2 separate regions of the Homo sapiens genome follow, and region 2 is linked to region 1. Evidence: read pairs that join two places in POLR2A ChIA-PET (ENCODE). Cell type or tissue: CD4-positive, alpha-beta T cell. All regions are shown on one strand. Each heading gives the region's core, and the rest is flanking DNA. Links, peaks and the distances in the headings are about the cores only.

Region 1 (4,366 bases), core at 1-4,000:
CCAGACAAAACTGCCCCAGAACTTGGCTCTGGGCCCCAGCCATGCCCGCAGGCCAGGGAGACCATTTCCTCAGCCCTCCCAGCGTCAGTTTCTCGTCTGGAGGGTGGACACAGGGCGCTGGGGCCCCCGTGACAGCCTAGGAATCTTCCTGCAGGTTTTCTACTCCCTCAGGGTGATGCCTGTACTTTGCTCCCCCTCCAGATAGGCCTGTTTTCTCCCGGCTCCAGGTGTTCACGCACACACTCACACCCCTGTGGACACGCATGCTTGCACGCTCCTTTGCATACGCAGGCATGTGCATGCACACTCACAGTCATGTGTGCCCACATGTACGTTGACACACACACACATGCCAACTCTTACAACATGCACGTGCAGGTGCTCGTGAACACCCACTCACAGGCACACTCGCCACACATCACTTGGTGTACCCCAGATCCCAGGGGCGCGTGGACACCATTCAAGCTCTCTCCAGACCCTCAGAGGAGTCCAGGCCGGAAAAGCCCTCTGGGATTCCTCGAGCTGCCCCTTCCTGGCCCAAAGGTGTTCCCGCTCTCACCTGTAGGGGGACGAGGCTGTCCAGGAGAGATAATCTGGACTCAGGGCGGTGGGCCGGGGAGCCACGGGCTGCTCGATGGCGGCCTCCTGGCTGTAGGACTTGAGCAGCGAGGCAGAGCGGCTGGCCAGCATGGCCCTTTCATTCCTGCGGAACTTGGCGCGGCGGTTCTGAAACCAGACCTGTGGGTGGGAGGGTGAGCAGGGTGCAGCATGGGCAGGGGGGACCCAAGTCCTTCTGGACCTGGGTGTGTGCCTGCTCTGTCACCAGCCCAGGGCTGGCAGCGTCACCTCTCTGACCCTCAGTTTTTTCATCTGTAGAATGGGGATGACAAATGACGCCTGCTGCTGGGTATGTGTTGGAGATTGAGAACACCAATGAATGGAGAATGAATGGAGAATGTGTTGGAGAATGAGAACGAATGGAGAGGCACTCGGCCACTGGGAGCGAGGTGCTTGCTGAGCACTCGCGGGGAAAGGCGCTTGCTGAGCACTCGGGGGGAGAGGCGCTTGCTGAGCACTCGGGGGGAGAGGCTCTTGCTGAGCACTCGCGGGGAGAGGGGCTTGCTGAGCACTCGCGGGGAGAGGCGCTTGCTGAGGACTCGCGGGGAGAGGCGCTTGCTGAGGACTCGCGGGGAGAGGCGCTTGCTGAGCACTCGGCTCAGTGCTGGCACAGAGTTAAGAACTTGAAACTGGAAAAGGACTTCTTTATCAGAACCCTTGGTGCCAGGCATTGTTCTAAGCGCTTTACGAAAATTTATTTTTATTTGTTTGTTTGTTTGTTTATTTATTGAGACAGGGTCTCACTCTGTCACCCAGGCTGGAGTGCAGTGGCGCAATCTCAGCTTACTGCAACCTCTACCTCCCGAGTTCAAGCGATTCTCCTGCCTCAGCCACCCAAGCAGCTGGGATTACAGGCGCGCGCCAGCACGCCCGGATAATTTTTGTACTTTTAGTAAAGATGGGGTTTCATTATGTTGGCCAGGCTGGTCTCAAATTCCTAGCCTCAAGTGATCCACCCACCTCGGCCTCTCAAAGTGCTGGGATTATAGGCATAAGCCACTGTGCCTGGCCGCTTTATGAAAATTTTAACTCTAATCCTCGAAGGACCCCTATAGCAAAGACCTACGTGATCCTCATTTTCCAGGTAGGCAGGTGCCTGCAGCACAGACAGCTTAAGTCACTTGCTCAAGGGCACACAGCCAGTAAGTGGCAGGGCTGGGATCTGAACCCCCGTCCTCCTGGCCTCAGATGCTCCTGCTCAAACACCCCTCCTGGGCAACTGTGTAATCCCGGGTGAACAGTGGCTGTGCGCTCCCACGCGCACGCTCCCACGGGAGGCCCGGGACTGAGCGCTCACCTGAACGCGCGCCTCGCTGAGGTTGACGCGCCGGGCAAGCTCCTCGCGCACAAAGGCGTCGGGGTAGTGCGTGCGCTCGAACACGCGCTCCAGCGCCTGCAGTTGGCTGCTGTTGAACGTGGTGCGGTTCCGCCGCTGCTTCTTCTTCCGCTTGGCGGCGCTACCGCGCCCCGGGCTGGGACACTCACCTGCGGAGGTTGGGGGGGCGGGATGGTCAGCAGGACGGCCAGTGGCTACAGTCACAGTTCAGCCCCCAACTCTGCAGTTTGCTCTGAGTGCTTTAGTGCCGCCGCCAGGAATGCGTCCCTTTAATTCACTCCCTCATTCCTTCCTTCTGGCATCCACCCATCCATTCACTCTTCAACACGTATTTACTGAGCACCTGTGTGGCAGGCCCAGTGCTAGACTCCGGGGAGATAACGGAGAACAAAAGCAGCCACACCCCTGCCCTGTGGAAACCCCAGTCTGAGCCAACTGAGATGGGACCACGGCAAGAGCCCTGGGGACAGGTGTCCCTTCCACCAGGGACAAGTGACCTGCTCAAGGAGGGCTCAGGAGACACCTGAGTGTCCCCAGCACCCGGCCCAGGCTGTGGGGCATGGCACATTCTGCATGGACACCTGTTGCTGACATGTAATAATAATAATAATTAATATGTCATAAAGAGCAGTGGGAGTCAAGGCTCAGGACCCACAGATTCTAGGAAGCTCCCAGGAGCCCTAAAGACAGATGTCGTGATCCTCATCATTCCTAAGGAGGAAGAGTCAGAGAGGCTATGGTCTCGGGCCCAAGTTCAAGGTCCCAGTGGAGTCATTGTTGGTGGAAGGATCTGAACCCACCAATCGGGTACGAGAGTCCTCATCTTCTCCTTTTTAGCCAATCAGGCAGCTGTTGAGAGCAGCCTTCCTTTCCAGAGGGCCTACTAGGCCAGAGGCTGTACTGGGGGCCGGGGAGAGACCAACCAGAGGGATCCATCGGCAGGGGAGGCAGGCCCCGAATAAGCTTTGGTGGGGCCGTGGGGTGGGTCAGGGCAGGTGTGGGCCAGGGCACGGGAGGATGCTCAGCTCTGGTGGGGATGAGGAGCTGGCCGGGGAGGCCCCTCAGGAGAGGTGGAGCTTGCAAAGGGTTTGAAGGATCCCCAAGAGTTCTCCAATCAGTTAGAGAGTGAGGGAGGGTGTCCAGCCAAGGCCCAGCAGGGGCGGTGGAGGATCCCAGCAGGGGACCTGACCGAGGGTGGTGCTGGCCTGTGGTACAGAACTAGCAGCTCTGGTAAGGAGGGCCCAGCAGAACCCTGGGGAGGTCCTGGAGTGGCAACCTCTGGGCCCAGCCTGTACCTTGGGGGAGGGGGTGGGGGGGCGTCCAGCTACTATTTCCACATTTAAACCTTATCCAAGGGCACCTCTGACCCTTCATCCTCTAGGGCTCAGCCTATTGTCCACTCCTCCAGGGGGCCCTCCCTGATCACCTGAGTCCACATGGAACCAAACCCCCTTCCCTCCAGCACTTAGAATCAACTAATGCTGCCGGTTCAGCACTTCTTTTGTATCTGATTTTTTCTCATTAAAAATGTGTATTTTAATAACCAAGTAATCACACTGCTTGTCACAGTAACAGATTCAAACAACACAGATGGGTATAAAGTAAAACAAAATACTCTCCCCTCCCCTATCCCACTCCCCACATTTTCTTTCTTTTTTCTTTTTCTTTTTTTTTTTTTTTTTTTGAGGCGGAGTCTTGTTCTGTCCTCCAGGCTGGAGTACAGTGGCATGATCTTGGCTCACTGCAACCTCTGCCTCCCGGGTTCAAGTGATTCTCATGCCTCAGCCTCTCGAGTAGCTGGGATTACAGGCGCCCACCAACATGCCTTGCTAATTTTTGTATTTTTAGTAGAAACAGAGTTTCACCATGTTGGCCAGGCTGGTCTCGAACTCTTGGCCTCGAGCAATCTGCCCGCCTCGCCTCCCAAAGTGCTGGGATTACAGGTGTGAGCCACCATGCCCAGCCCCACTGCCCACATTTTCTAAGATTACAAATACAAGTTTAAAAAATGGCCAGGCGCGGTGGCTCACACCTGTAATCCCATCACTTCGGGACGCTGAGGCAGGTGGATTACTTGAGGCCAGGATTTTGACACCAGCCTGGGCAATATGGTGAAACCCCATCTCTACTAAAAACAAAACAAAACAAAGACAAAGACAAAAGAAATTAGCCAGGCATGGTCACAAGTGTCTGGAATCCCAGTTACTCCAGAGGCTGAGGCACAAGAATCGCTTAAACCCAGGAGGCTGAGGTTGCAGTGAGCCAAGATTATGCCACTGCACTCCAGCCTGGGTGACAGAGCAATACTCTGTCTCAAAAATAAATAAATAAATAAATAAAATTTAAAAATAAAATTAAAAATTGACAAGCACACACTGGGGCTTCAACTTACCTCTTTTTATTTAATAATAT
Region 2 (4,384 bases), core at 116-4,115, 1.7 Mb before region 1:
CTGGGTGACAAAGTGAGACCCTCTCTCTAAAAATAAAAAAATAGGCCAGGCGTGGTGGCTCACGCCTGTAATCCCAGCACTTTGGGAGGCCGACGCGGGCGGATCATGAGGTCAGGAGATCGGGACCATCCTGGCTAACATGGTGAAACCCCATCTATACTAAAAATACAAAAAAAAATTAGCCAGACGTGGTGGCGGGCGCCTGTAGTCCCAGCTACTCGGGAGGCTGAGGCAGGAGAATGGCGTGAACCCAGGAGATGGAGCTTGCAGTGAGCCGAGATCGTGCCAATGCACTCCAGCCTGGGCAACAGAGCGAGATTCCGTCTCAAAAAAAAAAAATAATAAAATAAAATAAAATAAAATAAATAAAATAAAATAAACAAATGCTGCTTTCTACCATCAAATGTGGTAAGATCAGGTGGAAATTAGATTTATACACATGAGTAACTCCTCATTCACCTGTCCTTCCGCATTTTGTACTAAGTTCCTTGAGCCCTACAAGGCCAAACATTTCACTCTTATAATCCTGGGAACAGTTTATTTCTTCATTCTTTCATTCATTCCTTGACATTACAACCTGCTTTAGAGAAGAAGCCTTTCCTAATGTTGTTCCCTTACACAGAAAACTTAGCACAGAGGTTCTGCCACCATTTTTGGATGAACAGATTAAAAATGGCACGTCTTTTGATCTGGAATATGCAGCACACTCCAGACAGGAGCAATCTAGGAACAGTGGCGACACCACACAACAAATGGCCCCCTGTGGAATGCCTTGTTCCCTATACAGCTAAACCCAAATCTTCCCCTAAGTAGTTTAAATTATTCTTAGCACCACTGATCCACGGGCCTGTTCACTAAAGCCGACTGTGCCGGAAAGGCGCGGCTGGATCACCACACAAGCACGTGGCAGCAATTCGCTTGCCACTCCCTTAGTAAAAAGGTCCAGGGTCAAATAAACCTGACGGTAAGACTGGACACCATTCACCAATGACCAGCCAGAGATGGACTCTAAGTGTCATGAAGGAGCTCCAGTGCTCTGTGAAGGGGGCTCTGACTCAGAGTCGCTTCATTATGGTAGAAGGTCACTGGCAAGAATCAAATAAAAACTGTATTTTTAAAATACAGTATCACCAGCCTGGACAACATGATGAAACCCCATCTCTACAAAAATCACAAAAATTAGCCGGGCATGGTGGTGCATGCCTGTAGTCCCATCTACTTGGGAGGCTGAGGCGGGAAGATTGCTTGAGCCCAGAAGACTGAAGCTATAGTGAGCCAAAACTGCACTACTGCACTCCAGCCTGGGCAACAGAATGAAACCCTGCCTAAAAAAAAACAAACAAACAAACAAAAAAAAAGGTAGATTTGAAATTAGGAAAAAAACCAGCACCTGTCCAACATTGCTGTTCCATCTCTTTCTTCTGCTTCGAGAATCATGAATATATTATTGTAAGCATGAATTAATCTTAATAAGGATAAAGGGTAGGAAAAAAAAAAATCTCACACCAAAATACCAGTATTCATAAGGTCCCAATGTTTTATGATGTTCACCTGCCATCTGTTCTCTGCCATGAGAAACTGAGGCAGGAAAGTCAGGGGGCTTCTTCCGAGGTCACAGGCTGAGCCACTGGTGGGGCAGCAGCTGGTATCTGAGCCTCTGACCTCTGCCCAAACATGCAATCAGGTCTCCTGGGTCTGTTTCAGGTGACCTATCAACTGAGTCTATCAATTCAGGAAAAGTCCTTTTGAATTCCAAAGAGTCATGAAAACACTTGTGGGCAACACCCTCAAATCCCCACACTCCTGACAGTGTCACAGATGCATGACTCTAGCACGAGAGGGGGAACTGAAACTGACTTTTACACTTGGCCCCCACCCTGCCCAGTGTGTCGATTCTGTGGGCTGGCAGGTTTCTGCCTGCAATTATTTTCTTTGTTTTTTTAAATTTTGTGTAGAGAAAGGGTCTTGCTATGTTTTTCAGGCTGGACTTAAACTCCTGGGCTCAACCAATCCTCTCACCTTGGCCTTCCAAGTAGCTGGGATAACAGGTGTGTGCCACCACGTCCAGTTTAAAATTATTTTCTCCATCAAGCTTTATTGTGATACAGTTACATTACCTACATTTTTTATAGGTAACACAGTGACATGGTTCAGAAGTGAACACCATGTAAAGGTAGACACAGAAGCCTTCCTCTCACCCCTATGCCCATTTGCCCCCTTCTGACTCCCTCAAAAAAACTGGCAGTTTTCTGTTACCTTCTGGAGATTTTTAAACACATATACATCAGTATACAGATGGGTGGCTTTTAAAACATGCATATACAACATTTTTTAGAAGTGTATTTTTTCTCACTCCCATTTTTCTGTTTTGTCCTTTAAGATAGGGTCTTGCTCTGTCACCCAGGTTGGTGTACAGGAGTGTGACCACAGCTCACTGCAGCCTCCACCTCTGGTGCTCAGGTGATTCTCCTGCCTCAAGCCTCCCAAGTAGCTGGGACTACAGGTGTCTGCCACCACACTTGGCTGATTTTTTGTATTTCTTGTAGAGACAGGGTTTCACCATGTTGCCCAGGCTGGTCTCGAACTACCGGACTCAAGCAATCCTTCTGCCTCAGCCTCCCAAAGTCCTGGGATTACAGGTGTCCAGCCCTCACCCCCATTTTTTACACAAATGGTTAAGATACTATACATACCATTCTGTACTTTTTTTCACCTGAAGATCTTGCCAAATCAATAGAAAACTTCTGCTTTTTTTCTTTATAGCCAAATCACATTTCATTAAAGTACCATAATTTTACAGGCATTTCAAGGGACTGTTTGCAATCTTTTGCTATTATAATGTTGCAGTGAATAATCTTATGCGCAAGTCATTTCACACACGGGCGAGTATAATTTGTAGAGCAATTTCCTCAGGGTGCACTTGCTAGGTCAAAGGGTATTATGTGTTATTATTTTGCCAGGCAGCGCCAAACTGGCTTCCATAGGAGTTGGGCCAATTTATACAGAAGTTTTTCTTTTAATTTTTGTAGTTCTTTTTAAATAAAAATTAATATATTCTATCTATTTTTAAAAATTCTAACCTTATGGAGGTTGCAGTGAGCTATTGTGCCACTGCACTCCAGCCTGTGTGACAAAGCAAGACTCTGTCTCAAAAAAAACAAAAACAAAACAAAAAATTCTAACCTTACAGAAATATAAGATATGGAAAGCCAAAGAACCAGTTACAAGTCCAGTGAATGCTCTTCATAAAGCATCTTCAAAGACCCTTTTGAGGTCAGGCACGGTGGCTTACGTCTGTAATCCCAGCACTCTGGGAGGCCAAGGTAGGAGGATCATTTGAGCCCAGGAGTTGGAGACCAGCCTGAGCAACATAGTGAGATCTCGTCGCAACCAATCAATCACTCAGTCAATCAATTAATCAATAAGCCAGGCGTGGTGGTGCATGCGCCTGTGATCCCAGCCCCAGCTACTTGGGAGGCTGAAGTGGGAGGATCTCTTGAGCCTAGGAGTTTGAGATCAGCCTGGGCAACATAGTGAAATCTTGTCTCTACTCAGAATGGAAAGAAAAAAAAAAAAAATCAGCCAGATGTCGTGGTACACACCTGTAGTCCCAGCTACTCAGGAAGCTGAGGTGGGAGGATTGCTTGAGCCCGGGAGATCGAGGCTGCAATGGGCTATAATTGTGCCACTGCACTCCTGCTGGCACTCGATCTGTACCCTCAGCCCCTTGGGAGAAGCTGGGGCACTGAAATCCAATTGGCACATTGATCGGTCATTTCCCGTTGGAGACTGAGGGAAGAGCCTTTGAGCACAGGGATTTCAACCCATAAGGGGCAGGACCTCCTAGGCATGGCAGGCTGGGGGTGAGGTTCAGGTAACGAAGGATGTGCAGCTGGTTTTCTAATACAGGCTACTAAAGACCAAGTCTGGTGAAGCCTTGGCTGGCAGGGGTAGTGCAGGAAGCAGAAGGCGATATCAGGATGGTGGCAAAGGGTAATAAAGGGCAGCCAGTGCTGCTTTACAGGAGAAAGTGAATTGTGGGCTTTCCCCAGTACATTCCTTTGAATCGTCTGCCCACACCACGACCACTCTCCTTCCCACTCAGAGCTGCTGCCTAGTTTGGTCTGAAGCACAGTATGCTAGAAACATTCAAGCTATCATCAAAAATCACCAGCAGCACAGCCCAGTCAGCACTCCTCTGTCTCAGCAAGAGCACACATCCAAAGAAACCAAAGAGCTGGCACCTCTACAGAGTCAGCGCCCGCTGTGCACAGGCAAGGGCTCCATAGACGGTACCTCTTTGTGGAAGAGAGTCCTCAAAGCTTCTGGGTGCCTAGACCCAACCAGACATTCTGGAAAAGGCATTCACCTCCCTCTCCCCAGC

Evidence for each region. Peaks named below come from ENCODE experiments on the same cell type or tissue, not always from the same donor. Only the 100,000 strongest peaks of a DNase experiment are listed, where the experiment ranks them.
Region 2: POLR2A ChIA-PET joins it to region 1 with 8 read pairs; 2 of 35 experiments call an interaction of 5 or more read pairs at or near these places.

What each region holds. Positions count from the first base shown.
Region 1 is chr9:129,716,968-129,721,333 of GRCh38, reverse strand. It overlaps PRRX2 (paired related homeobox 2), which reads right to left. Exons shown (of 4, transcript NM_016307.4): 2 at 1,916-2,103; 3 at 560-738. It overlaps PRRX2-AS1 (PRRX2 antisense RNA 1), which reads left to right and starts at 2,628. Exons shown (of 2, transcript NR_132102.1): 1 at 2,628-2,761. In CD4-positive, alpha-beta T cell, for the core only: no CTCF peak of the experiment used is centred there; no DNase peak of the experiment used is centred there.
Region 2 is chr9:131,439,095-131,443,478 of GRCh38, reverse strand. All of the region lies in intron 5 of PRRC2B (proline rich coiled-coil 2B), which reads right to left. Among named protein-coding and RNA genes, the nearest start is that of SNORD62A, 44 kb to the left of the region's middle. In CD4-positive, alpha-beta T cell, for the core only: no CTCF peak of the experiment used is centred there; a DNase peak (open chromatin) is centred at 1,828.